Regions from separate parts of the Homo sapiens genome. Here region 2 is linked to region 1. A link is an interaction called in ENCODE POLR2A ChIA-PET data of the cell type or tissue named here. Cell type or tissue: PC-9. All regions are shown on one strand. Each heading gives the region's core, and the rest is flanking DNA. Links, peaks and the distances in the headings are about the cores only.

What was found. ChIA-PET counts read pairs that join two places held together with the same protein. Peaks named below come from ENCODE experiments on the same cell type or tissue, not always from the same donor. Only the 100,000 strongest peaks of a DNase experiment are listed, where the experiment ranks them.
Region 2: POLR2A ChIA-PET joins it to region 1 with 13 read pairs; 2 of 35 experiments call an interaction of 5 or more read pairs at or near these places.

The regions. Positions count from the first base shown.
Region 1 is chr2:215,842,810-215,858,360 of GRCh38, forward strand. LINC00607 (long intergenic non-protein coding RNA 607) reads right to left here and starts at 727. Exons shown (of 10, transcript NR_037195.1): 1 at 517-727. In PC-9, for the core only: no CTCF peak of the experiment used is centred there; a DNase peak (open chromatin) is centred at 8,412; H3K27ac peaks cover 734 bases.
Region 2 is chr2:215,397,934-215,413,484 of GRCh38, forward strand. It overlaps FN1 (fibronectin 1), which reads right to left. Exons shown (of 46, transcript NM_212482.4): 14 at 12,001-12,181; 15 at 11,630-11,806; 16 at 10,365-10,493; 17 at 10,175-10,264; 18 at 9,194-9,388; 19 at 8,305-8,577; 20 at 6,456-6,722; 21 at 1,324-1,418. Among named protein-coding and RNA genes, the nearest start is that of FN1-DT, 30 kb to the right of the region's middle. RefSeq lists a silencer at 12,953-13,247. In PC-9, for the core only: no CTCF peak of the experiment used is centred there; no DNase peak of the experiment used is centred there.

The DNA of each region.
Region 1 (15,551 bases), core at 4,999-12,998:
CAGCTTCCATCCCTGCCCCTCTATAGTAAATTTTCAACATGGCAAGCAAAGCAATCCTTTATATTTTAATATAAGACAGGTCACGTCTGTAGCCTACCTGCTCAAAATCTTCCACTGGCTTCTCATCTCATTCAAAATGAAAGCCAAAGGCATTCAGGTCGTGTCTAGGACCATGCATCCTCTGGCCCCCACTTCTTTTCCCATTAAAAGTACTTATTGTACCACCACCACTCTCCCTCCTCTCACTCTGCTCCCACGGGTGTGTTTCTCAAACACCATCATGTCCCACCTCTGGATCTTTCCTCCAGCTGCTCCCTCTGCCTGGAATACTCTTCCCTAGGATAGGCTCATGGTTCACTCTCTCACCTCCTTTGGGTCTCTGCTCAACCATCACCTTCTGAGAGAACTTCTCCAACCACCTTGCACAAAATAACACTATCTTTCCCAAGCACTCCCTACTTTCCTTACTTAATCTGATTTATTTTTCAACATTGTACTTATTTTCATTTGACATACCTTCTATTTGTGTTATCTGTTCATTGTTCATCTTCCCCATTTGAATAGAAGACACAGGAGTTCAGAGACTTTGTCTGCTTTCTTCACTGCTGTCTCCCCTGCACTTAGAAGAGTGCCTAGCATGTAGCGTGCTCAGTTAATACATATTGAATTGATTAGTTAACTAGCATGAATAGAGAACTGTTTTCTTTTCCTTCCAATTCCTGGATTCAGTAAAATCCTATTCATTTAGTAAAATCCTACTTGTCTTTAGTCTCAGTTTAAAGGTCACCTCTTCAAAAAGCTATACCTGACTCACCCTAGAGAATTTGGTTCCTCTGGCGTGTGCTCGTGATACTTCATTTGCTGGATGGAACATGAGTGAATGGAGTGGTGGCATTCCTGTCGGCCTCCATCTGCCAGTGTGTCATATTTCCACCTCTATTACTCATCATGGTTCTTCTGGCAGCCAGTGACTAAACCAAGTCACACAGCCAACTTGCTTTCAGAACATGAAGTTCCACTTCAGTATTAGGCTACTGTTGAGTCTCCCCCTCACTCCATCCCAGCTTGTACTACCCAGCCCTCCTCCTGGCCCCAGGCAGGGAGCTCATTCCACAGTTCTTCACTCTTTCCCCTGACAGCCCGACAATTCCTCCCTTCACCTTCCATAGGTCTTTTCCCATGAATTTCTTAAATGAAACATAGTGAGGTTATTGTTCACTATATTGGCTTGCTTATAGACATTTTAGAAAACCTCATATTGCATACTAAGATAGTCACTTAGATATGTACAAATATGGCATTTGAAATGTTCCTACAGAATTCTGGGCAACAAGCTCATGGTCCCTAAAATGATCCACTGTGAAATCAATGGTGACTTAACACTTTTTATCTCCAGTTCTTTTGCCAGAAGCATAACATATTACAAGTTCAACAAGAGCCACTTGATGAGCATGGTAGCCATGCCTGTAACCCCAGCACTTTGGGAGGCCAAAGCAGGAGAATCGCTTCAGGCCAGGAGTTCAACATAGCAAGACCCCATCTCTACAAAAACAAAACAAAACAAAACAAAACAAAAAACCATTAGCCAGATGTGGTGGCCCGCACTTGTAGTCCCAGTTACTCAGGAGGCTGAGGCATGAGGATCACTTGAGCCCAGGAGGTCAAGGCTACAGTGAGTTAAGATGGCACCACTGCACCCCAGCCTGGGTAACAGAGCCTTAAGACCCCATATCAAAAAAAACAAAGAACATTTACTTAACCTCAAAATCCGTCTCTCTAAAAGAATAGTTCATCAATGAATCAATCATTCAACATCTAATGTGTACCCAATGTTGGGTTATATGTTTCTCTTATTAGAGGAAACCAACACATGTGAAACAATGGACAGTGTAGTGGACATCACATGATTTGTTCTGCACAGAATCTGTTTTCCCTTCTGGTTTCCCTTCGGGAAAACACATGTCTCCTCCACTCTCAGTCCACTTGTTTTGGGTAGAATTGAACCTATGTTCAGTGTACGAGTAAACAGCGATCCAAGCCTGGCCAGTCAGAGCATCCCAGCCATGGCCACAGTAATTGGCCCAGGGATGGGCATATAATCCAAACCAACCCAATATGAGTAGATTCAAATACAGTATAGTAGTTAAGCAGAAGACTACCTGGGTTCAAATCCTAGCTTCACTAATTACCAGGTGTAAGAACTTGGCAAGTTATCTGCTCTTTGATGGCTCCAGTTTCTTGGGTAGGAAATTGGGAAAATAATTTCTAGCCATAGGATGGTGAGACAGTTTAGGTAAGACGATAAAGGCAAAGTGCTTAAAACCATGCTTGGTACATATTAAACTTTCCATGAATGCTAATCAACTCCATTTTTGGAACTTTTATGAAAGAGGATCTTTCTTCTGGGGCCATCTTGCTAACACATGGCAAGAGCCTGCCTAAGTCAAACCATAGAGGAGAAGCAGCTTAGGAGAAGTGATGAATCCTGGCCACATCAATTGAGTCCCAAGATCTAGATGTGCCTGATATCAACTACCCCCTGGACTTTTTGTTACGTGAACAAATACATTCTCTTTTTTTCTGAAGTAGGTTAATTTGGGTTCCTGACTCTTGCCTGAAAGAGCTCTGCCTAATACAGGCAGTGGTTCTAGGCAATGTGTAATTAAGCGCTAAATGGGTTTCATAAACAGCAGAAGAGAGCAGAATGAGGCAAGTTCAATATGGGCTACTGTAAGTAGTGAGGACAGGGATGGGGGGAGTTCACCCACCTCAAATTCTGCCAGCTCTGGCAGCTGTGTCAGAAAATATCTGGGGAGTAATTGAGATATCATTGTCCCAGAAGCAGTATATTTGTTGATCAAAGAAAACTCACCTTCTAGAAAAAATAATGCCATTACAGAGGTTTTTCTTTAGCACAAATCTCTCGCCTCCCCTCATAGCTAGAATCTAGCACTCTATCTTTTGTCCATGTGGAAATGACAACTTCCAAACCTGCAAAAATGACTCTTTCCAATAGAGTGAAGAAAGGCCTTTGGTTTTGTATCTAATAATCATGTTAGCTGGATGTAACTGACACTTTCAGAAACGACAACTTCAAAGTGATTCCTTCCAGGAAATTAGAAGGCACAGAAACCATTGCCTTATCCTGAAGTTTCCATCCAAGGCTCCGTGGGCGCCTTTAGCCCTGAGTTCAGGGAGCTGTCCCTCATCTGAAATTGTGCATGTTTACTGTAATCCTCCTCTAGAGTTTCCTGGGAGGAAATTCATTTAACATCCCTCCCTCGACCTTTCTTTTTGAGCAATTTGGTGTATCCACCTCTCAGCCTTTCCTTGAAGAAATCCAGCTATCTATCCTTTTTTCTATGTTGAAAATAAAAGAGAATCTGTCTTTTTCACAATGCGGTGAGCAGGTTATATACAGCATGACAAAAGCATCATTTCATAGGCCTACGGTTTGAAGTTGATAAGAGGTTTTCAGGAACAAAGGGGTATTTCAAGTGAGTGAGCAAGACAGAGAGAGTGAAAGTGAGAGTAACAGCCAGTCTCACTTCTTCCAAATTACTTCCATTTTTCTCAGGGAACAGTCATCAGAGACATTCTCATTTAGAAAATTCATTACAATTTTATTACCTAAAAATTGCTCAACACATACCAACAACCATAAAGGATATACCGAAAGTGGAAATGCCCACTGTGTTACTCTTAAGGTTAGTATCCGTTGCCAGATTCACCCTTGCTTTATTAAGGTTGCAATATTTAGCTTTTGGGTTTACTAAACGAAAGAAAGAAAGAAAGAAAGGAAAAGAAAGAAAATATTAGAAATATTTGGAAAACGCCTTCTAAAAAGAAGATGTAAAGACAATAGATCAGAGAATATCAGTGGTAGCCAGGATTTCACTGTTTATTTCTTCTACACAAACTTTTTTTTTTTTGGAGAAGAGTCTCGCTCTGTCACCCAGGCTGGAGGCTGGAGTACAGTGGCACAGTCTTGGCTCACTGCAACTTCTGCCTCCTGGGTTCCAGCTATTCTTATGCTTCAGCCACCTGAGTAACTGGGATTACAGGCGCACATACCTTTTAAAAAGCAGACCACAAACAAATTTATATGCACAATTCTCTGCTATTAATACAAACAACAAAAATGTTGGAATCTACCCTCGAGGAAGGCTCAAAAGTGATTATTCGTGAATGTCGTGAATGTCTTTGTCACCCGCTCATTTCTGGCAGTGGTGCCAAGACAAAAGCCCTGAGCTCCTCTCCACTCTCCGTTAGAATTATCTCCCTTCTTCTCATGGCTATTGCTCTAATGGCTGTAGGTTTGAACACAGATTAAATGATTTTCTCCTTGACTTGCTGAGTATGGATAAACTGGAAGGAAGAAGGGTTGAAGGAGAGTCTGGTAAGAGGCCTGTGATGCTTGTAGGCTGCACAGGCTTGAAGCAGGTCAGCTGCACTGTGGCGGCTGATGACATCCTCCTGGAAGGATGCTCTGCCTAACATTCAGTAGCTCTTGCCTGTAACTGTGACGCCTAAAGCTAAAACAACATAGGGCTAACTGCCTGACTTTTCCTAGGCCTGAGACTTTGAGCATTGACAGTTTAAAATAAATTCATCCAAGACTAGAAATGCTATGAATGTACAGGTGTGATTAGGCACAATTAAAAGGAAATGAAATGGGCTCTTTCTCACCAGTTAATTAAATTAAATATAAATTTAATTTAGTTAAATTTAGTTAAATTAAGCCAAGAGTAAATCCCCTGTACTTTCTTCTCAGATCCTGTAAAGACACTTTCCACATCCTCCTCATTGCAGTTTTGAGACCATCTGGGGTTGCCAGTATCCTTCGACTGATGTGGGACCAGTAAATCTCAACTCCACCAAATCCAATGCCCCCTTTTAACAATTATATCTCTTTTATCGTCATGAAGTAGAATCCATAGGTAGTATATCCTATGATATGGCTTGGATGTGTGTTCTCTCCAATCTCATGTTGAAATGTGATCACCAGTGTTGGAGGTGGGGCCTAATGGGAGATGATTAAGTCATGGGGGTGTGTCCCTCATGAATAGCTTGGTGCTATCCTCACAGTAACAAATAATTTCTTATTCTATGAGTTCATGCATTATCTACTTGTTTAAAAGAGACTGACACTTCCTTCCTCTCTCACGCTCCTTCTCTCTTGCTTCCTTTCTCTCCATGTGACACATCTGTTCCCCCTTTGCCTTCTGCTATGAGCAGGCGCTTCCTGAGGCCTCACCAGAAGCAGAGGCTGACGCCACGCTTCTTACACAGCCTGCAGAACCGTGAGCCAATTAGACCCCTTTTCTCTGTAAATTACCCAGCCTCAGATATTTCTTCATGGCAGTTCAAATGGACTAATGTACCCTATCTACCAACTAAAATTTTAAAATAAATAAACATCACGAGTAAACTGAAATATCAAGGAGACATACGGGGAAGGTCATTTAGAATATATTATCACAGCTGCACTAGAAGACATCTACAGTTGTCAGACACTGCCTTTCGTCATAAAACTAGAATGCTACTGTGAATGCTACTGATGCCTTATCCCATGAGCATTTGGAATGCATCTGAAATGGTGCACTTCTCATAGTCAAGGTCCAAAGAAAACAAAACACAATATTTGTAGTTTACCCAATAATTACACTCTTGGAAAATTCAGTGTATATTAAAACTATACAGAAAACAGTTTGCTTTCATATGTTAAATAGAGTTCTGCTTTAGACTCAGATAATTGCAAACATGCTTCTCATCTATATGAAAGTTCAGGGAGTTTAAGTTGTACAGGACAGCGTGAAGCAGGTTCACTGTGCACTGGTTACCACTTCAGCCCACTGAGTCTTGGGCTGCACTTACACTACTTGCCCAAGTCTGCTCAGACAAAACATTCACTCACACAAATTACATGAAGTTGGTTTATTACTCACAGATAGGTGACAAGGGTCACCAGAAGCCTAGGAGTCATTTCAAGCCTGTCCTCCAGGGCTCAGGAAAGCTGCCTGGGGTGGACGGAGTCTCATCTGCATGTGCCCCCTTTGTTGAAGGGCCTCAGCACGCAGCCCAGTCTGGGTTTTATACCCCAAGATAACATGACACACTGGACTAAAGCATTTAAGGATATCCTGTTTTCAGGGGGGACTAGAACAGAGAGTCCAGGCTATTCTGGCTGGTTCCTCCCTATCACAGAATGTTGCATTCCCAACACATTCTACAGTTACTCATAAGAACTACAAGGAAGAAAGGAAGGAGAATTGGGTCAGTCTAAGGCCACCCAGAGAACCATCCTACAGACAGGGGACAATACTTTGTTCCATAGGATAAACCTCAGTGTTACAGGACATGTGGCCACTGGCCTCTGGCAACCATTGTGACACCCAGTCCCTCCTCTCAAACACACAAATCTCCAAAATGACATCCAGGATCCATACCCTCCATCTCCCACTGGGGACATTTTGGTGATCTCAACGCAGTTCTCTAATAAACTCATCTCTGCTTAAAAATAATGAAAATCTTTATTCCTATAGGAGATGGAAACTTAAATATCTGTTCTAATCCTTTTGTTTGAAAGAAGAAAGCTGACAGGATTGTTAAGTTATGTCATACAGTGACACAGTGGCACATTCAGAGCTGGAACTCAGGTCTCCTAAGGCTCTCCTGAATCCTATGGTCATTCCCGAGTTAAATGTTGACTGTGAAAATCATCATTTCTTCAAAGAATCACTTTAAGCAGCTGTATTTTATTTCACTAAGTTTACAAAGTGCATTACTTGTTATTGCTCCTTCCTCACACGCCACCTCTACCTAGAAAATTGATTCCGCAATGACCATGAGTAATTATCGATCATGTAAAAAAGCAAGTCAGGTACTTGGCACAAAGTCACCCAGTAATAGGGGCCAGTTTCCTTTTGAATCCCTCAGTTGGTGACACAGGATGGTATTAGAGTTTTGGAACCATGCAGAAATTGTTTTTGGTAATTTTCAAGACCTTCTCCCACTGCGTGAGTTTTGAGAATCTTCAAAACAGTCGAGTGAGGTTAGTATTTTTATCCCCTTCACAAATAACGAAACAAGTCCCTGAGAAGTGAGGGAATTTGTCCAAGGTCACGTAGCTTACAAGCGAAAGGTCAGAATCTTAGCCCAAGTCTCCTTATCTCCAAAACCATATCCCTTCCAGTAATCTGTGCTTCTTATTCTCAATAAATATGCATTCCCTCTCCTTCATTTTCATTTCCTTCCTGAGGTGGTGTTCTATTTATTCTTTTTCATTTATCGGTCAAACCAGACAAAAAGAGAAAAATATTAGCACTCCTGTATATCTACAAGATAGAAGTATTTTTAATTAGTAAAACGGGATCTCCTTCATTTGAGATCCTTTGTTTGTGTTGTTAAATAATATGGCTACTGTATTGCTTAAGAAACCAACTCTAACTTAAATAAATAAATAAAAAAGAAATCAATGCAAGCATATTGGGATGTCTTGTGGAATCTAAGAAATAGTGGGCAAGCCAATTCTCAGAGAAGTGGAACAAGGAGAGCCAGGGACCTTGCCAGCAATGGTCCCTGCATCTTCTCTTGCAGGCCTGGGGTCTCTGTAGGTGTGATCCCACTTCCGACCACTCCTGGTTTCTGTGTCTGTCATTTCAAGTTTGAATCTTCATAAGCATTAACCTGAATTACCCTTCTTGGGACCAGTCACTTAGGACCAGTACGTAAGGTCAAGTAGAAAACAGCAGCAGCTGGGAGTCCACTCCTGTGAGAAAACCAGACATTTCTCAGAGGAAAGAGACAGGACAGCCAAATCATTCATTGTTTATACAACAGAAAAGGGCAAAGATGAGAACATGTTAACCAGGAAAATCATCGAGACTTGATGAAAGAAAGATCAGATACAAATGTACGGAAGTCTAAATATCTAGGTTTCAATTAGATATTCAAAGATGAAACAAAGCAGTCACTCTTATGTTTTGTAAAAGTATCCTCTATGTAAAAGACCTTTAAAAATATAAGTGTGATCTAAACAAAACCATATCTGAGGCCCAAGATGAACTCTGAGCTCTCAGCCAATCACTTAGTATCTTTAAATGCCTTGTATTCATAGGTATGAGCTGTCTTGTGCCACCTCCACCTCCTTCTCACACCCCCATCAAACTGCAGAATTTATCTAAAAGGAAAGAGACATAAGCTAGAGTGTGGAGCAATGAGGGAGACACCACAGGCCAAGGAAAAAACCAAGACAGGATCCTGGAGAGGTGGCCTAAGACACTGAAGTCTCCAGATCATTTTAGAAGGTGACTACAAATCCCCACTGGGTGGAGAGGAAGCTGAAGGTGTCTAGTCACTTACAGATCAATAGTAGGTGCCCATGAAATACTAACTGACTGATTGATTGACAGCTCAGAACCCGCTTTGGTGGGAAAACAATATTCAACGTTATTTTTAGCCATTGGATAAACTAGCCAGCATGTTGATTCACTGCATTTTTCATTTATGATCTAATTGTTTTGGCATTACATAGTCACATCCATAGAGCATTTCAACCTTGCAAATGTGTTCATTTAATTTTCTTATTTCCAGGGGCAGAGTGTGCCTACAAAGCTCATAAATATTAATGCTTGGATCATACTTTTCCCTCTCAATCCCTCTCCCCCCATAGGTATTACTGAACAGCTAATGGGAATACATAACACTGTGTAATTACTTTTTGTTTTTAAAAGTAAAGGTACAAATTCAGGTGTTTGCGCTAGAAGCAACAATCTAATTTCTCTCGTAGGCCTATATCTCATAGTGCCACACATTCATGCAAAGAACAAGCTTAAGCTCACATTTAATAACTCCAAATGAGTTGTTTGGCACCTTTAAATAGAAAATTGGCATATAAAGGACCCCAGGGGTAGGGGGAGGGAAAAACCATCTATAGACTTTTTTCTCCTTCCTGCTGTCCCTTTCAGAATAAATTAGGGTCTTTTATTTGACTCACAAACCTACTAGGGCTACTGCTGTAACAGTGCTTGTAATTTGTCCTTGATGTATGTACCTAACACAGTGACAGTCTTTAGACAATAAAGAAGAGTCAGAATATTCCTCAAAGTAATTAGATAATTCCCATTTGCAATTCTGATATCACCTTCCAAAGCATCAAAGAGCTCAGGCTGCTGTGTACAGGAATATGCATCACCTTATGATGTTTCTGCAATTACTATTTATATTCAATGGAGACTATATACACACCTCTTTCCCTTTGTCTCCCCTCACCCCCACCCAACCCTACTGATCTTTCAAACAGTCATCATTCATACAAAGAGGTTTAATTTACAAGGAAAATAATACAAATACCACATTTGCAAATAACTTACAAAAGGTAAGTCTAACAAAAGACCTAATCTCAGCCAGTTCATTTCTTTAATGGCCAATGGAGAGAGAAAGTACAGTAAGGGAGACCTCGCTTCTCAGCAACTTAAGCCTGATGCTTTCCTGGGCTGGACCATTCTCAGAATGAGATCACTCAAAAGAGTTCGCTTATTCTGGAAGCATAGTGGATTCTCAGCAAGAAGATCTCTGATCACACTGCTATAACAAAATACCATGCATTGGATAGTTTATAAACAACAAACATGTACTGCTCACAGTCCCAGAGTCTGGGAAGCCCAAGATCAAGGTGCTGGAAGATTTGCTGCCCAGTGAGGGCCTGCTTCCTGGTTCATAGCACATTCTCACTGTGTCCTCACATGGCAGAAGGGTCAAGGGAGCCCTCTAAGGCCTCTTTTTTAAGGGCACTAATCCCGCTCATGAGGGCTCATCCTCATGACCTCATCACCTATCAAAGGCCCCACCTCCTAATACCACCACCTTGGGGGCTAGGGCTTTTAACATATGAATTTGGAGGGGCCACAAACATTCAGACTATAGCCATCTCTCTCCTTAATTTCCCTACCTTGCCTGCCCAAGCTTTTGTGGTCTCTCTTTCAAGCCCTCTTCCACCATTCCCTCAGTTGCTCTTCTTTGAGTCAAGCACCTTTGTACCAACCCAAAAAGCATGCCCACTACGGGTGGAGCAGTGCCCTCACAAGTCGTTACCTTGACTGTATTGCATTAGAGAGCTGGAGAGGAGGGTGAGAAATGCACACTGATCTCAGAGAAGTTTGTCAGTTCGTATTTCTTGGCCTTTTTTTATCTACTATGATATGTCTGACAGAAAATGTCCATACACGTGTTACCTCTTCATCAATGACTTTTGTCTACTTCCCACTGCTTAGACCACTTAAGTTGCCAGCCATGAGTTATGTGCAAGCTAGCTCTACCAATACCCTTTTCTTTCCCATTGAACCAGAAGATAAGATGGTAGGGACCATCAGCAGAATAGGACAGACACAAATACATTAAAGTATAGTGGAACAAAATAAGTGGATATATATTTATTATAAACAATGGCAACTTTAAATAAATACTGATAATTATGGACACATAAGAAGGATCCAAGCAGTGGGAGAAGGGTGGATAAAGATAGTGGAAATCCCTTTATGAAAACCCCAATCGAGATGGAATAAGGAACCTTACCTACAGAATGTTTAAAAAAAAAATTCTAACACTTGTTAGAGGGAATTTATCCAAAAACGGCCTACTGCAATGAAGTTTTGTAGTAGGAAAAGTGGGGATTTATAGCCCAGGAGCAGGATGGGGGTCAGTGGATGGAAAACTGCTGGTATGATTTAGCTCTGTCCTCACCCAAATCTCATCTTGAATTGTAGTTACCATAACCCTCCACTTGTCATGGGAGAAAGCTGGTGGGAAATAATTGAATCATGGGGGCAGTTTCCTCCATGCTACTTTCATGATAGTAAGTTCTCATGAGATCTGATGGTTTTATAAGGGCCTTCTCCCTTCATTCAGTTCTCATGCTTCTCCTTCCTGCTGCCATGTAAAGAAGGACATGTTTGCTTCCACTTCCACCGTGATGTATGTTTCCTGAGGCCTCCACAGCCCTGTGGAACTGTGAGTCAATTAAACCTCTTTCCTTTATAAACTACCTAGTCTTGGGCAGTTTTTTATAGCAGCATGAGACTAGACTAATACAGTAAATTGGTACCACAGGGAGTGGGGTGCTGCTGTAAAGACATCCGAAAATGTGGAAGCAACTTTGGAACTGGGTAACAGGCAGAGGTTAGAAAAGTTTGGAGGGCTCAGAAGAAGACAGAAAAATGTGGGAAAGTTTGGAGCCTCCTAGAGACTTGTTGAATGGCTCTGACTAAAATGCTGATAGGAATATGGACAATGAAGTCCAGGCTGAGCTGGTCTCAGATGGCAATAAGGAACTTGTTGAAAACTGGAATAAAAGTCACTCTTGCTATGCAAAGAGACTGGTGGCATTTTTCCCCGGCCCTAGAGATCTGTGGAACTTCAAACTTGAGAAAGATGATTAAGGGTATCTGGCAGAAGAAATTTCTAAGCAGCAAAGCATTCAAGAGGAAGCAGAGCATAAAAGTTTGAAAATTTTTCAGTCTGACGATATGACAGAAAAGAAAACCCCATTTTCTGGGAAGAAATGCAAGCCCTGCAGAAATTTGCATAAGTAATGAGGAATGTTAATCACCAAGACAATGGGGAAAATGTCTCCAGGGCATGCCAGAGACCTTCATGGCAGCCCCTCCCATCACAGGCCCCAAAGGCTATGAGGAAAAAATAGTTTCATGGGCCCATCCAAAGGTCCCCCTGCTCTATGCAGCCTCAGAATATGGTGCCATGCATCCCAGCTGCTTCGGCTTCAGCTGTGGCTAAAGAAGGTGAACGTACAGCTCAGGCCATTGCTTTAGAGGGTGCAAGCCCCAAGCCTTGGCAGCTTACACATGGTTTTGGTCTGTGAGTGCGTAGAAGTCAACAACTGAGGTCTGGAAACCTCCATCTAGATTTCATAGAATATATGGAAATGCCTGGGTGTCCAGGCAGAAGTTTGCCGCAGGGGCAGAGCCCTAATGGAGAGCCTCTGCTAGGTAAGGTTGAAGGGAAACATGAGGTCAGAGTCCCCACACAGAGTCCCCACTGGAGCGTTGCCTAATGAGGTTGTGAAAAGAGGGCCAGCATCCTCCAGACTCCAGAATGGTAGATCCACAAACAGCTTATGCTATGCCCTTGGAAAAGCCATAGACCCTCAATTCTAACCCATGAAAGCAGCTGGGAGAGGGGCTGTACCCTCCAAAGCCACAGGGGCAGAGAGGCCCAAGGCAATGGGAGACCACCTCTTTTATCAGCATGACCTGGATGTGAGACATCGAGTCAAAGGAGATCATTTTGGAACTTTAAGGTTTAATGCTTGCCCTATTAGATTTCACACTTGCATGGAACCTGTAGCCCCTTTGTTTTGGTCAATTTCTCCCATTTGGAATGGGTGTATTTACTTGATGCCTGTACCCCCATTGTATCTAGGAGGTAACTAATTTGCTTTTGATTTTACAGGGTCATAGGCAGAAGGGACTTGCCTTGTCTCAGATGAAACCTTAGACTTGAACTTTTGGTTAATGCTGGAATGAGTTAAGATATTCGGGGACTGTTGCAAGGATATGATTGTGTTTTGAAATGTGAGGATGTGAGATTTGGGAGGGGCCAGGGGTAGAATGATATGGTTTGGCTGTGTCCCCACTGAAATCTTATCTTGAATTGTAGTTCCCATAATCCTCACATGTCATGGGAGAAACCTGGTAGGATATAAATGAATCATGGGGCAGTTTCCTCCATGCTATTCTTGAGATAGTGAATAAGTTCTCATGAGATCTAATGGTTTTATAAGGGGCTTCCCTCTTCACCCAGCTCTCATTCTTCTTCTTCCTTATGCCATGTGAAAAAGATATGTTTGCTTCCCTTTCCACCATGATTGTAAGTTTCCTGAGGCCTCCCCAGCTCTGCAGAACTGTGAGTCAATTAAACCTCTTTCCTTTATAAATTACCCAGTTTCAAGCTGTTCTTTATAGCAGCATGAGAATGGACTAATACAACTGCTAAGAGGAAGCATCAGGGGTAAGGAAGATTCTGGCTCAATAGACTTAACAGGATTCTTGCTGAAGCCAGGAAAGGATAGTCAGACATCACCTGGGGGATGGTGATATCTGATGGCTAAACCCACTTACTAGGATTCTTGCTCTTGAAAATAGGCCCAAGGACAGGACCCAGTAGAGAAAGGGCATAGAGACCACAGTTTAATTAAGAAAAGGGTCTTTGTCAGTAATCACCCATTCCCACCTAAAGGGTTTTATTCTGAAACGCTTCTCTGCTCAAAACTTTCAAACCATTGTTCTTTGTCTCATGATAAAACAGGAGGTATTGTTTTGTTCTGAAATATAAGAATGGAAACAAATTAAAATGTTATGCCAAAGCTCAACTGTGCAGGGAAGCATTTCTATCATCTATGAATGCATGTTAGGTGGACACCCTGCCACATGCTTTTCCTGTGGCATGGCCATGAAAAGCTGACGATAGGAACTTGGCACTGGCAGCTGAGGGGTTGATATCACTATTTCAGGGCCACCCTGAAAACAGCACACTTAATTGGTCAACTATTTTTCCTGCTTCTACCACATGAACTGATGGTATTACACACGTTTCAACTTACTCCACACTGTGCCAGTTATTGCAAATGCATCACAATAAAGGGGTTTTGTATGAAAATACTTGAAACTATTTAAAGTACCTGTAAACACACGCATACTTGTTTTGTTACATTTTCTCCAATTGTAACCAGGGGCCATGTCTGTCTCTTTTTTCTCCATTGTTTTCCGCCTTCCGTTATGCATTAGAGATGAATTTGTATTGCATTGTGATTCCTTCTTCACCTAAAAACTATCAGAATTGTATTCACCCTAGTGCACTGTGCATAAAGCAGTGTTTCTCAAAATGTGATCCATGGAATGGTCTGTCGCAAGCTTAATATTTTTGCAGGTAGAATATCATTTTAATGAATACCTTCCAACACTTGATTTAGAAGTTAGCACAGTTAGCACCCTATGTTAGCACAGGCTGACACAGCTTTGCCCAGATGGCTACTATAAATTGTATTTTAGTGTTAACTATATGTTAAATAGATTCATTTATAGGGCATATTTATTTAAAGATGTATTTGTTTAACAACAATGAAAATCATCTTTTTAATCCAGAATCTGTGCCAAACTATATATTTCAAATATGATAGTTTAGAACTTTTTAAAAAAGTATTGGAATTGCATTTATCTCTATGTTTTGTTGGTTGTTCGTAAAGGCTGTTTTGCTTTTTATCCTGATTTCTTCATCACCAATATTTCTTCATATCTTAGAAAGTGAACTGATTCCCTTTTCTCACTTTTCCCTTCTATCCTATCTAGCTCAGCATATGGTGTTATCATTGTTTGTTTAGGTAATGAATTTTTCCAACTTTATCGTCTCAAATCAGATCTCAGGTTTATTCGTGTTTGTCCCTTAGGTCCTGGGAAATATAATGTACCATTTGGATTCTCTGAGAGACAGACACTGAGGGGAAGGTAGGCAAACAAAGGGTTTATTAGGGGGAAGCATCCATGAAAGAAAAGGAAAGAAGGCAGGATGGGACAGGGGAAATGGTCAGATGGTGACATACATCTGATAAAGTCACTCTCTGCCCAACAGGGAGCAAAGATTGTCTGTTAGAGGAGTCAGTCCAATTTTGGGATGGAAATTCCATCAAATCATCCTCGTACCACTGTCTTTCTCTGTCGTTTTCTGCCAACTTCCCCAGAAGAGCAAGACTGCATTGCAAAAAGCTATAGATCCTCAAGGAACTACCCACTAACCACAGTCCTGTGGCAGCAACTCCTTTCTTGAAGGGGGATCAGAGTGGTGCATCTCTGTGTCTGCCACAGAAAAGATTCTATTTAAATTAATTATTTATTTTTGTAGAAAGACAGTGGTCTATGTTGCCCAGGCTGGTCTCAAACTCCTTGGTGCAAACAATCCTCCCACCTCAGCCTCCAATGGTATTACAGGCGTGAGCCACTGAGCCTGGCCTCTATTTTATTTTAAACAAATGACAAATCATCAACACAGAATTTTGAAAAGAAAGAGAAATTCTAAGACTAATAGATTAAATATCGCATCAGGATACATAAATACATACATTGCAATATCATTATTTAGTTTTCCAACACCATACACAAATTTACAAATCCATATATCTGACTTGTTAATATGTGCAATCATATTTTGTTCATATAAACATTTTAAAATGCACAATGCTAGAAATCCAATGGACAAGCCATAAATTGGCACAAAAGAATGGAGAAGAAAAACACAAGTTCTTTACATACAAATATGTGTTTTATTTGCAAAGAAAAACTTAATTCCATGTAGATATTATAATTAACATTTAATAATATATTTATTAATATAAAATGACACACTGGTATTGGAAGAACATGTAAATACCCAACATCTAGCATTTCACATACATAGAATATTTGGGAAGTGATTGGTGCAGTGGAGTGGGAGAGGGGTTCAGTTTATCTTAAATAGTTTTATAGAAAGTACACATTTATTTT
Region 2 (15,551 bases), core at 741-8,740, 450 kb before region 1:
TAGTGTAAACTCTTCAGAAACTGCACAGTGTACTTTTATTGGGAAATGATTTGGGGACTCTTTTATATACTTTAGCTGGAAATTCCCCCAGGTGGGGGAGGTATCTTCCAAACTGCATTAAGGTGGCTTGTAATGGAAGGTTCCAGAGAAATGTCATTACATACTGTTTTGCTTGATAAAGAATCTCTTGTTACAAACCAGACGTATACAGGGACTGTGGGTCACATGGTAGTTCATTTCTATTTTTCTGTGTGTGTGCTAGAAGGAATGTCTGAGCTCTCCCTTTAACGAGTTATTCACATTCAATTAACCTTTTAGTTGCCATTTAAAGGCACCAGCCCCTGTAGCAACTGTATTGCAAAAACACACCTTTTGAAGAGATATGTACATAGCTTCAACTGCAGGATGATACATTACAAGAGAAGAATTAGAATAACTATGCCCATAATTTAAAATCCTTTTAAGATTCTATTTCAAAAACTTAGGTAACACTGTTATCCAATAGTGTTCAACTCTAGAGAGATCCTTCACACATCATAAGGCTTCTGAAAGTCAGCATGACATTATTAAGGGAATTAAAAGGTATACTGGCACTCTTCAGAAAGTTCTTCTATATTTGAGTAGCATAATCATAAATATGGCCATTTACAAACTTTATCTTTGGTGTATTTTTTTAAACGATCAAGGGGATTGAGTCATGATTTCCAGCGATAACAAATATTTCTCTCTTCACACTAAATGCCAAAGAATGGAATTCTTTTAAACATATTCATTTGTATTCACCGCTTCCCTAATATCATTACTTTAAAGAAGATGAATCCAGATATCCACAGGGAAACCTTAATCTTAACTTCTATTAAGAGATTCACCCTCAGTGCTTTGAACAGTTGGAGATGAAACTGATTGGATGAAAATGCGATTTTTAAGTGACTCTGAGTTTAACTGGTCTCCCTAAACTGGCTTTTGTGAACTTGTTCACACTCATTTAGAACAACACATCAAATAAAGTTTTCCCATGTTTTTTTGAAATGTAATTCCCTGCAGGAAAGGATAGAGAAAATAAGATAACAATAAGCAGCAGCTTCGTGCTAATGTTTTATCCTTTGCAAAACACTTTCGCAGCCTCCATCTACCCTTCCAACAATTCAGTGAGGTAGGCAGGGAAGGACTGTTAGGCCCTGACAATGTAGTCAAAGATGTATGGACAGAAGCAGGTGACAAAACCCAGGTCTCCTGACTCCTGAGCACCCTGTTTCCACTACATGGGAACCACAAGGACAGCTCAGGGCTGTATCACAGAGATTAGGAACATCTGCAGTTTACCTTAAAACCAATTCTTGGAGCAGGCGTCCATGTGATCACAATGGTGGTCTCAGTCACCTCGGTGTTGTAAGGTGGAATAGAGCTCCCAGGCTGCACTGTGAGAGAGAATCAATGCACATATTCAAAACTCAAACTCACAGATGATTGCATAGCATATAGATAACAAGTATTTTTATGGAGAACCTCAGTTTAACCAAGCAGTGGATAGAGGATGTAACATATTTTTTCATTGGGTGAGAATTGGGAGAGGATCAGGCTTCTCAATCTTTAATGTGCCACACACATCATCTGGGGTCTGGCTAAAATGCAGATTCTGTTTCTGGAGGTCCAACAAAAAACTAGGGAGTTTGCATTTCTGACAAACACAGATAATACCAATTCTGCTGGCCCGTGAATGATACCTGAGTAACAAGGGGTTAGATGTTTGCTAAGGTGGTCCTTTCATTGAAATTATATAATCTAATTCATGTCTTTTTATGATTGTTGGGATTTGACTTTGATGACAATAAATTTCCCTATATCGTCAGTGTAAAATCCCTTATAAAATGTAAAACTGGCCACCACAAACTGATTATCATATTGTTTCTTAACCATTAATTTAAGAACAATGGTAAATTATAGAAGGTGATCTAAAAACAGCTTTATGCTGGGCGGGGATCGGTGGCTCATGACTGTAATCCCAGCACTTTGGGAAGCCGAGGTGGGTGGATCACTTGAGGTCAGGAGTTCGAGACCAGGCTGGCAAACATGGTGAAACCCTGTCTCTATTAAAAATATGAAAAATTAACTGTCATGGTGGCTCATGCCTGTAGTCCCAGCTTCTTGGGAGGCTGAGACACAAGAATCGCTTGAACCCTGGAGATAGAAGTTGCAGTGAGCCGAGATCATGCCATTGCACTCCAGCCTGGGTGACAGAATGAGACTCCGTCTCAAAAAAAGAAAAAAAAAAAGCTTTACGCTGAATTATTCCACAATAATGGTCAGCTATTTTTGGTTGCAATAAAAGATGCTATATAAAAGTTAAACAAAATCTGCCACCATGGATGCACTTTGAAGTCTAAAGATTTGTACTTTAAATACGTGATTATTCTTTCAGAATAATACTGCAAAAATTTAGTATTTTATCACCAGAATCAGGAATTATAACAAATTTATTTTGCATTTTCTAGCATCCTGACATCACTGTTATTTTTCTTATTGAAAATATTACTTTGGCCAGGCGCAGTGGCTCATGCCTGTAATCCCAGCACTTTGGGAGGCTGATGTAGGTGAATCACTTGAGGCCAGGAGTTCAAGACCAACCTGGCCAACATGGTGAAACCTTGTCTCTGCTAAAAATATAAAAATTAGCCAGGTGTGATGGTGGATGCCTGTAATCCTAGCTGCTTGGGAAGCTGAGGCAGGAGAATCACCTGAACCTGGGAGATGGAGGTTTCAGTGAGCCAAGATCACACCACTGCACTCCAGCCAGGGTGAGAGAGCAAGGCTCCATCTCAAAAAAAAAAAAAAAAAAAAAAAAGAAAGAAAATAAAATTTTACTTAAACAATTTTTTTTTTGAGATGGACTCTTGCTCTGTCACCCAGGCTGGAGTGCAGTGGCGCAATCTCATCTCACTGTAACCTCAGCCTCCTGGGTTCAAGTGATTCTCCTGCCTCAGACTCCCAAGTAGCTGGGACTACAGTTGCCCACCACCACATCCAGCTAATTTTTGTATTTTTAGTAAAGATGGGGTTTCACTATGTTGGCCAGGCCAGTCTCGAACTCCTGACCTTAGGTGATCTACCCACCTCGGCCTCCCAAAGTGCTGGAATTACAGGCATGAGCCATCACACCTGGCCAAAAAAAAAAAAAATCTTATTTTTAAATAAAAGATTTGTTTTGGGTTTTAGCACCAAAAATAAGAAAGAAAGAAAGAGAGAGAGAGTGAGAGAGAAAGAAAGAAAAGAAAGAAAGAAAGAAAGAAAGAAAGAAAGAAAGAAAGAAAGAAAGAAAGGAAGAAAGAAAGGAAGGAAAGGAAAGGAAAGGAAGAAAAGAGAGAGAGAGAAAGGAAGGAAGGAAGGAAAGAGAAAGAAAGAAAGGGAAAGGAAAGGAAAGAAAAAGAAAGAAAGAGGCATGTATATATAAAGTTAAGATAGAGATTTCCAACAACCTTGCAAATCTTATTATAAATGTAGAAAGGTAAGATCGCAGAAGGCCAGATATTTTGAGTTGGGTAAGTTTAAGTTCAAGGGTATCAAGTGTGTTCATAGCTCTGGTCACATGTTTGACATCTCCACAATTCTTCCTCTCTTTACATCTCAATCAAATTTTGTTCCCATTGGGAAAAAACCTCTGAATGCATTTATACTAAATTATGAATGGCTGGCAAGACAAAGAATTAGTCTCCAGAGTTATACAAACAGGGATTAAAAAGTGTTCAGACTCCAGTCTCAACTCAACTCCAGTCAATTTTTTTTTCTTTGCCATGTGGGAATTTAGAATCAACATCGCAATTCTCGCATTTTTTTTTCAGTCTGGATTCTAAGGAGCCATTTTTTATTTTTATTTTAAAAATATTGTGTGAGAAAAAGCCAAATATATGTGTGGGCCACTTCATAATGATAGCTCTAATGGCTGAATTGAGGTACTACTGGTTTAGTGGGCTGTTTCATCTATGTATGTTATTATTTTGATGGTGTTTGGTGGGGGGTGGGGGGACATGACTGGGATGGGTGACCCGATGCCTTTTAGTACCTCTGAAATTATACACCACTTGACTGCTGGTGACTGTGCCAAAATGCCATGGCCAGCCCTGTGTGACCATTTTTAATGGCCCACAAAAAACAATTCAGAGAACAGTCAGTTTCTTTCACTGAACATCTGTGAAAACCACAACTTTTTTTACAAATTATATTCGCCTCAACTGTCCTGGGCTTTAAGACTAGGTATTTTCTATTGCTTGAGCCAGCCACCTAGAGTCTTCCCAAGTTTAAGATGATGCTCTCTGCCTGGGAAGGCCATTATGGGAAAATCACCAAACCACAAACCCACAAACGATGTCAAACAAAGGATGTGATTCTAAGTGTGAGCTATGGGTTCTGGCAGGTCTTGTTAGGGAAGAACAGCCCAGCTGTTAAAGAAATAAAATTTGCCCTATCAATATAAGACTAAGCTGAATTTTCCCCAGAAACAGCTTTTTCCCCTAACTTTTCTCACATTTGCTCTTAAGAATTTAGCACAAGTTATAAAACTCAGAAAAGTTACTCCCAGAATTCAGCTTAGTAAGATAGTAAAAAACTACAGAAATTTAGTAATTTCAAAAACATGCAAGCCTTGTGGATGTTTACAGCCTTAGGGAGTGCTTAAAGTTCAAATGGAGTTGTAGAATACCCTGCTTACATTAGTTTATTTAAATATAAGCTTCATTTAGCTGTTTTTATTATTATTCCTTTCTCAATTATCTATTCACCAAATAGTTTTTGAAAGCATACAATGTTCCAGACACTATGTTAACCTTTATCTAATAAAATTAGTTTTGGCTATCAGTACTTCAGTTAAAATCATTATATTTTATATGAATGTATTATGCAAAGCATAAAATAATATATCCAATATATCAGTCTTCAGAAGTACTTGAAATATCTTGGCCCACCACCTTCCCTTAATTATTGTTAGCATCATTAAAAATGCTTTTTCTTTTATAAGCACTGTGTTCAACAAAAGAAACTACATAAAATATGTCTCATGTTAAGGAATGAACAAGACAACTATAGAATTCTACATTTTAGTAAAAGACGACATCTACTGAAAGGGCGCATTCACTGAAATCTCCATTCTAATTCACTGAAGGACATTTATAAGAAATGAATATTTACAAGAAATATAAAGACATTAATTTCATGAGAGTAGATCTTAGACTATCTTAGAACCGTGTAAAATTTTAGCCAAATTTTCAAGTAAGCTTATTTGCAAATTAAAAGTGAATTTTACTTGCTTACGATTAACTATTATTTAGGAAAAAGCCTTCATGAGCCAAACTTCATACAGTAAATTTAAATGGAAGTAAGTTTTTCTTAAAGTATGAATTCTTATGGGGAAAAGTTTGTATTTTCTTTGGGAAATCAATTCCATAGTTATTTACAAACTAGGCTTGTATGGACTTTTTGAATGCTTTTTAACATCCATACTTTTAAATTAGTCGAAGAGTAACATTTGTTGAAAGCTCTTAGAAAATTGCAAACTAGTCCATGGTTAGAATATATGCTGAAAAAGTACTTATGTTAGGTGCTTCTATAATTCAAAATGTCGAGTTGAAAATAACAAATGATGTTCAGCTAGAAATAAGGAGTCTCATAATTCTCTGTAATGTAAATGGAAATGTATTTAATAGGAATCGGTTTGTGAATAGAGGTTGTTATTGTGATGTAGATATGTGGGAGATTTAAGACCACTTCCTTTAAAATGTTGAGCAAAAGGATAGACATGACCAAAAATTATTGTTAGTATTTTTCTCCTCTGAGGAATTTCAAGAGTAATTTAAGAAAAGAGCGATTCCGTCTGCAAAAGTACTTTAATCTTCTGCAGCCAACACTCATAAAGAAATCATTTCCTTGGCTTCATGTTCAATTAGTTGGTTCCCATTCAATCCATAGATATTTTTATTCTGCATTTATAGTTACTATTCAATGCCCAAAGTAATAGAATGTAGACATAGGTGCTAATTTTTTCTTGCGTTAACTAGTGTTTGGTAAATTCATTTAATGTAATCGAATTTAATTTTTCTAATAACAGACTGCTTTAAACCCATGTTACTCAAAGTGCTGGCCCTAGAGGAAAGAGCGAGCTTGGCAATGTGTGCAAATTAACACACTGCTTCCTTCATCAAGAAAATCTGGCTTCAGAAAAATTCTCAGCTGTACTAAGCAGTGTGCTTTGTGATTTACGTTCTGGCACAACCGTTTTTCTTGTTGCAGACTAGCAGCAAACAATTAACGGGCCAGCAGCCAGTCTATGGAGCACATTTTTAGTATCACTGATTTAAATTATGTACTAATTTTTTAATGTTTTTTTTGTTTTGTTTTGTTTTGTTTTAAAGCATGAAGAATAGAGAATGTAAATATAGTTAAGAAAAGGCACTTAATTTTCAGCTTACGTGTGGTAAAGACTCCAGTGGCTTTGGGGCTCTCTTGGTTGCCCTTTATGGCCACGAGGGATACGGTGTACTCAGATGCAGGCTGCAGATTCCTCAGTGGGTACTTGGAGACAGAGGGACCCACATTGTACTGCCTGGGCTGTCCTCTTCGGGTAAGGCCCACGGTCAGTCGGTATCCTGTTATCTGGGCCCGAGGTGGAGTCCATCTCACCAGGACAGTAGAATCAGTTTCATTGACAAACTGGAGGTTAGTGGGAGCATCCAGTTCTAGGAAAAAAGATGAAACATGCCAAGAAATATTTAGATCAGTAATGATCATAACTCAAGTCCTGAAACTTGATTGAATGTCTAAGTTTTCTCTCCTCAAGGTTGTAACTATGTGAAAGTCAAAACCCTGGAAAAACTGAGCCAGTAAGAGATTGAGTGCTACACAAAACTTTGCCAAAACTCTGCCAGTCATGAGAAATTGTGGAACCATTTTGCTTGACTGTGATCCTTTGGGAAGTCTAATTTTCCAGCAAGACTTTCGCATCAGTCTCAGAAATTATAGTTACATTAAAGCAATGGTATTTTTAAAAAGGCAAAACAAACACTTCTGAAGTTCACAGTTAGCTCTGAGCCAAACAGATTAAGGAAAAAGGGATATGCCTCCTAAAATGACAGCAAGAAGAAGCTCTCTATGGGTCAAAAGCAATATTCTGTGAATAGCCCTTTGCTAGAGAAATAAAAGTTATTTTCACATGGTTCAGATTAGACAGTAATTACAGTAATGATAACGTATCCTCAGATTCATGGTAGGATACTGGTGAGTTTGCACTATCAGAATCACATAAGTTGTGGAGTTTATTCTTGAGAATAATAACCAGCAGTTTTCCCACCGAAATTTAAATTACCTTTCAAATAGAGGAAATCTTTAAGAGGCAGTCGAGTATAATAATTGAGAGCATGGGCTTCGGACATAGGTTATAGAGCCAGCTCTATCCCTTCCTATCTCTGTGACCCTACAAGTTGCAGAACTTTTTTAAAGCCTCAGTTTCTTTAAGTATTCAATACGGATACTAGTAAGACCTTCCGGCTGGGCACGATGGCTCACGCCTGTAATCCCAGCACTTTGGGAGGCCAAAGTGGGTGGATCACTTGAGGTCAGGAGTTTCAGACCAGCTTGGCCAACACAGCGAAACCCATTTCTACTAAAAACACAAAAATTAGCAGGGCATGGTGGCACACGCCTGTAGTCCCAGCTACTCGGGAGGCTGAGGCAGGAGAATTGCTTGAACCCAGGTGGTAGAGGTTCCAGTGAGCTGAGATGGTGCCACTGTACTCCAGCCCTGGCGACAGAGCGAGACTCCATCTCAAAAAAATAAATAAATAAAATAATAATAATAAGACCTTCCTTCCTAAGGTCAAAACAAAGAGTAAATATGAGAATAATGCTTGTAAAAACTGAGCAGATAAGCTGGTGGCTAGTAATACTAGACACTTGACAATTGCTATTGTTAAATGAATTCTACTCTAAGTGTTATGATCCTGCATTTTAACTTTGATCTAGATATATTTAGTTACACGAAAAATGCACTCAAATTAGATTCTCTTCAGTTCTCCCCTCTTAGTACCCTTCAGCTGGTACATGTATTTTAGAAATGGGTTACCACTTAGCATCCATGGAGCTTGTCTGAGTTTTGTTTTCAAGTTTAATGTGCTTTGTGTTCACTATGCATTCCCTTGCCGGCTGGGTATTTCCCTCTCTCTAAGCCATACACCTCTGAGTGAATGGTTTACTGCACTTTCTCACAGGCTGCAAGTGAGGGTGGAGAATTTGGAGGGGAGATAGAGATAGGAGAAGACATACTGGTTGTCTGTTGAGCAGTCAGAGGCTTGCTCTCCCTCCCATGGCTCACTGCAAAGACTTTGAAGTAATAGGTGACCCCAGGGGACAGCCCGGTGACTTCTGCAAAGGTGTTCCTGCTGATGGGCAGCCTCTGCCCGTGCTCGCCAGGCAGGTTGACGGGGATCACATCCACACGGTAGCCGGTCACTGCACTCTCAGGCGGTGTCCACATGATGGTGACCTTCACGTCTGTCACTTCCACAAACTGCAGGTCCCTGGGAGAGGGCACTGTATCTGACAGACAAGAGTCAACTGGTCATTCACATTCTCTGCTGAAGATTACTTTTAAGAAGCCAGTTTCTTGGATATGTTAGGCAGTTCATTGAGCCTCTCATTCGAGAGTTTTGCTAAGTTTTGTCTCTTAATCAGATCACATTTTCATGGTCCAGTCATAGTGCTTAAATTATGACATTTGAACCTTTTATCTAAAATAGGTAATAAGTGAGTTACCAGCATATGAAGTGTCATATGGTGGTGGGGGGAGAGGGTTATAAGAAAAGATACTAAAAAATTTTTTAGAAAAAGCCTTTGAAATAACTGCAGAAAATAATGTAACAGTTTTTGTTTTACTGAATCATTTTATAATACTTAAGAATCAAAAATGAAATGACCCTTAAGCTTCTAGGGGAAAATTTGTAGATGGACGTTATGGTGTCAGTTTTTAATCAGAAAGGCCAGTAGCCAGCTTTGATAAGTTACTTATGACATTTCAGCTAAATATCAGAAGTTTAGGGAAAAACTAATATATAAGATTTCTTGAATGAGAGGACTGTTGACAGAGACAAAACAACCCTCCTTCAGGAACAATCCTGATAAGATAACATAGGAAGTGTCTTCTTAAAAAAGTTACCTGAGCGTGGGGTGCCAGTGGTTTCTTGTTGAATGACAACAGGTGTACTTTCTTGATTTTCTTCCACAGCATAGATAGTGATGTTATACTGAACACCAGGTTGCAAGTCACTGAGGGTGACGGAGTTTGCAGTTTCAGGAAGGTTGAGTTCTGTGCTGCTACCTTCTACTGATGGCGAATAGACTATTCTGTACCCTGCAGATTCATGAGCAAAAGTAAGATGCACTGTTTTCTTTGAGACAGAGGCTTAGAAACACCATAAATCCTCCCTTTTCTAATATCCCTTAGCATCTTGCTTGATTAGTGAAGAGCCAGTGATACTTTTTGACTCTTTGAATATTGCCACTTCTTCTAATAATGACTATTCAGCACGAAGATAAAATAAGAACAGTCATGCGAACCTTTTTAATAATAAATGTCATCCTTGAAGACCTGACATCCTTAATAAATGTCAATTAGAGATGCCATTAGGTGAAAATATTCATGTTAAGCTGATTTTTCCTCTTTGAGCTCCAGACGAGGGAAGCAATTAATGAACCAGCCTAAGCAGAGTTGTCTAGCACTGTGTGTGTCTTTTTGGAACTTCAGTGATGAGGCAGTTGAATCACCTAATGAGCTAAGACGACAGCTCAGCTTTCTCCTTAAGGATAAATCTTAGAGCAACGTTTTCAGGAAATTACACCTCTTCAACCCTGGGAACACTTGCTTTAATAAGCCAATGAGCTGGCTTTACAGGTTGTGTGTATGTTGTGGTGTGTGTGTATAAGGGAGTTGGTGAAATGGTTTCAAGGGGAAATGTGCCATAGAAAATAACTCCCCCACCCCCGCCACACACACACACACACACACACACAAACCCCTCTCCCATAAATTATATTGGAGATTTAAAGTGATATGCAGGTCCGCAGTCAGAATCTGCGCCCTCCCTGCTGATGTCATTAAGATTAACATAGCAGCCAAAGAGGGGGACGCTTAGCTGACCTGTGATGGGAGCCTGGGGTCTGCTCCAGCGAACAACAATTGAGGTGTCATCAACTTGGTCCACAGTCGTGTCAGGAGGGGCATCAGGCGCTAAGAAAGAAAGAAAGTGGGGCAAACAGTCAGGAAGTGCTACTACAGGCCTGTGTTTTACAGAAAAAGATTCTTTTAACACTATGTAGCACACATGTACCTGTTGTTTGTGAAGTAGACAGGATCAAACTCTGCTCCCCATCCTCAGATATCTGATAGACATTTACAATGTATTTTCGGCCAGGAAGCAGGTCAGGGATGTTCACAGAAGTGGCTGTGCTTGGAAGATCTTTGAAATGAAAAGAAAAGGTAACTAATCAGAGCAAACTAGTCCCTCAAATGACTCTACAGCTTATAAGAAGGATATTTTAAGAATTATATATTCATAGGGAAAAGCGACTAGAAGGTAATGTGCTAATAGCTAATCAGTGATTATTATTATTATTTTTACACAGAGTCTTGCTGTGTTGCCCAGGCTGGAGTGCAGTGGCACAATTTCAGCTCACTGCATCCTCTACCTTTCCGGTTCAAGCAATTCTTCTGCCTCGGCCTCCCGAGTAGCTGGGATTACAGGTGCACACCACCACACCCGGCTATTTTTTTTGCATTTTTATTAGAGATGGAGGTTCACCATGTTGGCCAGGCTGATCTCGAACTCCTGGCCTCAAGTGATCCACCAGCCTCAGCTTCCCGAAGTGCTGAGATTATAGGAGTTAGCCACCGCACCCACCTAATCTGTGATTATTAATGTACTATGGGAAAACACCACTTCTTGTCTTTCTCCTTTCTCCTCCTCCTCCTTCTTCCTTTCATTTTTCCAACTTTTTTTCTAAAGACGTATAATTTTTGTAATCGAATGCCAAATTTTTAAAAATAGCTCTCTGCAGTAAGAGTCAGGGTAGTGATTATTGGCGGAAGATGATGGGGTGAGGGTAGAGAGATATTCTTTTCCTTGATCTGGGTGCTGGTCTTGTGGTGTGTTCACTTTATAAGAATTCAAATTCACTGAACTCAGTGCTTACGATGGCACACACTTCAGTGCGCCAATGAAGTTTTTTAAAGGCCCCTCACCATAACAATTTGAAAAGTATGAGTGACCGTACTGTGCTCACATTGTCAGCTGCAGTCCTGGTAATTACTTCCACCAAGAACACAGCTTTTGCTGTAGGAACTTGTGCACAGGTAGGCGCATGATGCAGCTGGCATCAGGGACCAGGAACATGTGACAGTGGCTTGGGAAAAACCCGGCCACTTCTTAGAAAGAGTCAGTCCTTCCCTTCCTCATGCCAGAGGGTGGTTTGTTCAGTCTGAGCTGTCAACCAGTTCCAAACCACAGATACCACCTGCCTAGAGGCCACCCACCCCCACAAGGAGAGTTTTCCAGCAGCTGCCCTGAACCTGTCTTGAGCGACATATTGAGCTTACCCAGGTACTGTGGCTCATCTCCCTCCTCACTCAGCTCATATTCCACCCGGAATCCCGACACGGTGTCGGAAGCTGAGACCCAGGAGACCACAAAGCTACTGGCTGTGATTTCGGTCACAGATTCAGAAGTGGCCACAAGAGGAGAAAAGGGAGTCGTCTCTCCTGTCACGGTGTTGCCTAGAGAGTCACAGAAAGGGGAAAGTCAGCCTTCAGTCATCTAGAAAATTTACCGTCCTCGTCGCCAACATCATTTTAAAAAACGTTGGTGCCCCTCCTGGAAGAATATGAATTGAGAAGGAAAGCATTGCCTCAGGAGAGCCTAGCTCTAGGAACCTCGGGGGTAGGAGGCATGAGGGTGGTTGTGTACATACTGGTCACAGGTGTGCTGGTGCTGGTGGTGGTGAAGTCAAAGCGAGTCACTTCTTGGTGGCCGTACTGCTGGATGCTGATGAGCTGGCCCTCGTATACCACACCAGGCTTCAGGCCTTTGATGGTGTAGGAGTTTAAGTGGCCTGGTATGGTAGCTTCCTTCCAACGGCCTACAGAATTTTTCTGAAAATTTAAATTAACACACACACACACACACACACGTGTTTACAAGGATGAACATTTGAAGATGATGTTCAGTAATCTTCAAAGAAAAATGACTTAAGCAGGACTTAGGCAGCTCCATTCTAGAGGAAAATCATGGAAAACTGGATTCCCAATGGTTATATCGTTAGATATAGTTAGATATAATGCTAACTATTGTTAACATCAACAAACTGCTGCAGTTTACTTACTGATACCCATACTCTGTGCTGTTTACCTACATTCTCCCATTTAGTCTCCATATCCTTCTGATGATAAGGCAATGGCATTGTTGCTCCCGTTTTACAGACGGAAAAACAGAGTGATATGTGATATGCCCGGGGTGACATAGTTGCAGACACTGGGCACCTTCACTTTTTTTTTTTTTTTTTGAGACAGAGTTTTGCTCTTGTTGCCCAGGCTAGAGTGCAGTGGCTCAATCTCAGCTCACTGCAAACTCCACCTCCCAGGTTTAAGCGCTTCTCCTGCCTCAGCCTCCCGAGTAGCTGGGATTAGAGGCGTGTGCCACCATGCCTGGCTAATTTTATATTTTTAGTAGAGATGGGGTTTCTCCATGTTGGTCAGGCTGGTCTCGAACTCCCGACCTCAGGTGATCCACCCGCCTCGGACTCCCAAAGTGCTGGGATTACAAGCGTGAGCCACCACGCCCACCCACACCTTCACTTTTACCAAGTTAATTGTGTTATATCAGTAACATAATATGATGAACCTAAGCTTTGCCTCTCTCACTTATTTTTTATTCCTACCACAAACAGATATATTCCTCTCTGAAGTACAGAAATGCCAATGCCATATATTTTATCTTTTAACTCAGTGGGATACAATTCAAGTTTCTTGTCCTGAAAAAACAAAGGCAGAATGTTGCTTTGTGACTCATCATATACCAGGTTCAACGAGTCTGGTTTTGTGACTCATTCTTGGATATGAGCTACCCCATCAGAAGTGGTTACCCAATTTTGGACAAGACTACAGAAAAAATGCAATTTTGGTTTATTTAATCTTTTGCTTCCAGTTTATATTTCACATCCTGTTCAGCTTCATTAATATGCCATGGGTCACAAAACTCAGTGCAATAAAATGTGTATGAAAGAAACACCCTTCAGAAAAGATGAGACTCTTTCAAGTGTAAATACTCTAAACTAATATAAGTCAAAATATATTTTTTGTGCCCAGTGATTTTTAAAAATTACCCAGTCAACCATTTCCTCAATAATTCAAATACTCAAGTGTCCATTTATATTTTTGGAATAAGCGAGAGTGATCGTAGTACTCTTCACAGTGAAATTTTAACTCAAATACACTGTGGAAAATTTTGAAACCAGTCATTGCAATTAGCTCAAATTTAGTAATCATTTTTCAACATGAGCTTGTTTGGTTAGTTATTACAAGAAAATAACAGAAAATAAAGTCTCAGGTGGCATCCATTAGAAAAAACCCTGAATTTTTGTAATTGTTAAAAATCTCAAAAAATTCATCACTGCTGCTTTTTGAAGACTTTCCAATTCAATGTACTTTTTTTTTTTTTTTTTTGAGATGGAGTTTCGCTCTTGTTGCCCAGGCTGGAGTGCAGTGGCGTGATCCTGGCTCACTGCAACCTCCGCCTTCTGGTTTCAAGCGATTCTCCTGCCTCAGCTTCCCGAGTAGCTGGGATTACAGGTATGCGCCACCATGCCCAGCTAATTTTTTTGTATTTTTAATAGAGACGGGGTTTCACCATGTTGGCCAGGATGCTCTCGATCTCTTGACCTCGTGATCCGCCCACCTTGGCCTCCCAAAGTGCTGGGATTACAGGCGTGAGCCACTGCGCCTGGCCCAAAGTACATTTTATACCACTTTTAAGTCTCCCATTGCAATGGTCTCACATAATACTTTGGATATCCTTAATTTTAAAGTAAATAAAATTAATGATGTAATAAGAAGATGAGAGACTAGAAGATATTGGATGCACTGATGCTGTTGATTTCGATCACTGGACATCAAGTTCTGCAAATGGCCAGATTATGGACATAGGGTGAAAGAAGAAAAAGAATGACTTTTCTTTTTTTTTTTTTCATTCACCATTTGTTAAGCAGTGTGCCAGGTGCTGAAGCATTCTAGACTCTACGGAGACTACATTGAGCCAATGAGAAAGACACGATTCCCCTCTTTAAGGGAATCTGTTTCCATTTTCTATTATTCTGGTCTTGCCTCCATGTAGACAACATGCTTACACCTCTATTTGTTTCATTTGTCAACAATAAGTCATATTTACAGAGTCTTTAATATGAGACTTGATGATTTATTTATATATTTATTTATGTTGACACAGGGTCTTTCTCTGTCTCCCAGGCTGGAGTGCAGTAGTGCCATCTTGGCTCACTGCAACTTCCGCCTCTCAAGCTCAAGCGATCCTTCCGCCTCAGCCTCCCAAGTAGCTGGGACTACAGGTGCATGCTACCATGCCCGGCTAATTTTTAGCCACTGTGCCCAGACAAAGTTGAGGATTTAGCTCAATAATACCACCCTTTCCTTCCAGAATCTTGGACATTCCCAGTGTCTGACATTTGTATCATTATATTTGTTCTTCTTGTGTTTATATTTGTAATTTAAAGTATTATATTAAGTATCTTTTTTTTTTTTTTTTTTTTTTACTTCATCAGCTTTTGGTACCATCTCTCAATTCTCTATTTTGAAAGATAAAGCTGTTATCTCCTCTCTTCTCCACCTTCCATATCCACCATTTTTCATGTAAATGTTTACTTTTTATTTTGTCTTGAAGTTGCAACCAAGTTTCCATGACACATCTATAGACCGATCGCATCATGCATTAGAAATACATTCTTTTCAATGAGTCTAACATCATGACTGCTGGGTGGATCAAAGTTTCCAGAATCAAGGTTCAATGGAATTATTCCTCTTTGTTTTTATACCTTAATATTGCTGCATTTTAGTTTGCTTCGTATAGGAATTATTGCCTTATAATACACTTGGGGGTTTTTTGAAACAGAATCTCGCTCTGTTGCCCAGGCTAGGGTGCAATGGCGCGATCTTGGCTCAACTCCCTGCAACCTTTGCCTCCTGGGTTCAAGTGATTCTCCTACCTCAGCTCCTGAGGAGCTGGGACTACAGGCGTGCGCCCCCAAGCCTGGCTAATTTTTGTATTTTTAGTAGAGACGGGGTTTCGCCATGTTGGCCAAGCTGGTCTCGAACTCCTGACCTCAGGTAATCTGCCCGGCTTGGCCTCCCAAAGTGCTGGGATTACAGGTGTGAGCCACTCTACCCAGCCACATTTGGGTTTATTATACATTCCTCCACCTGATTGTCATGTTGTTATTTTAACTGCATTATTTGC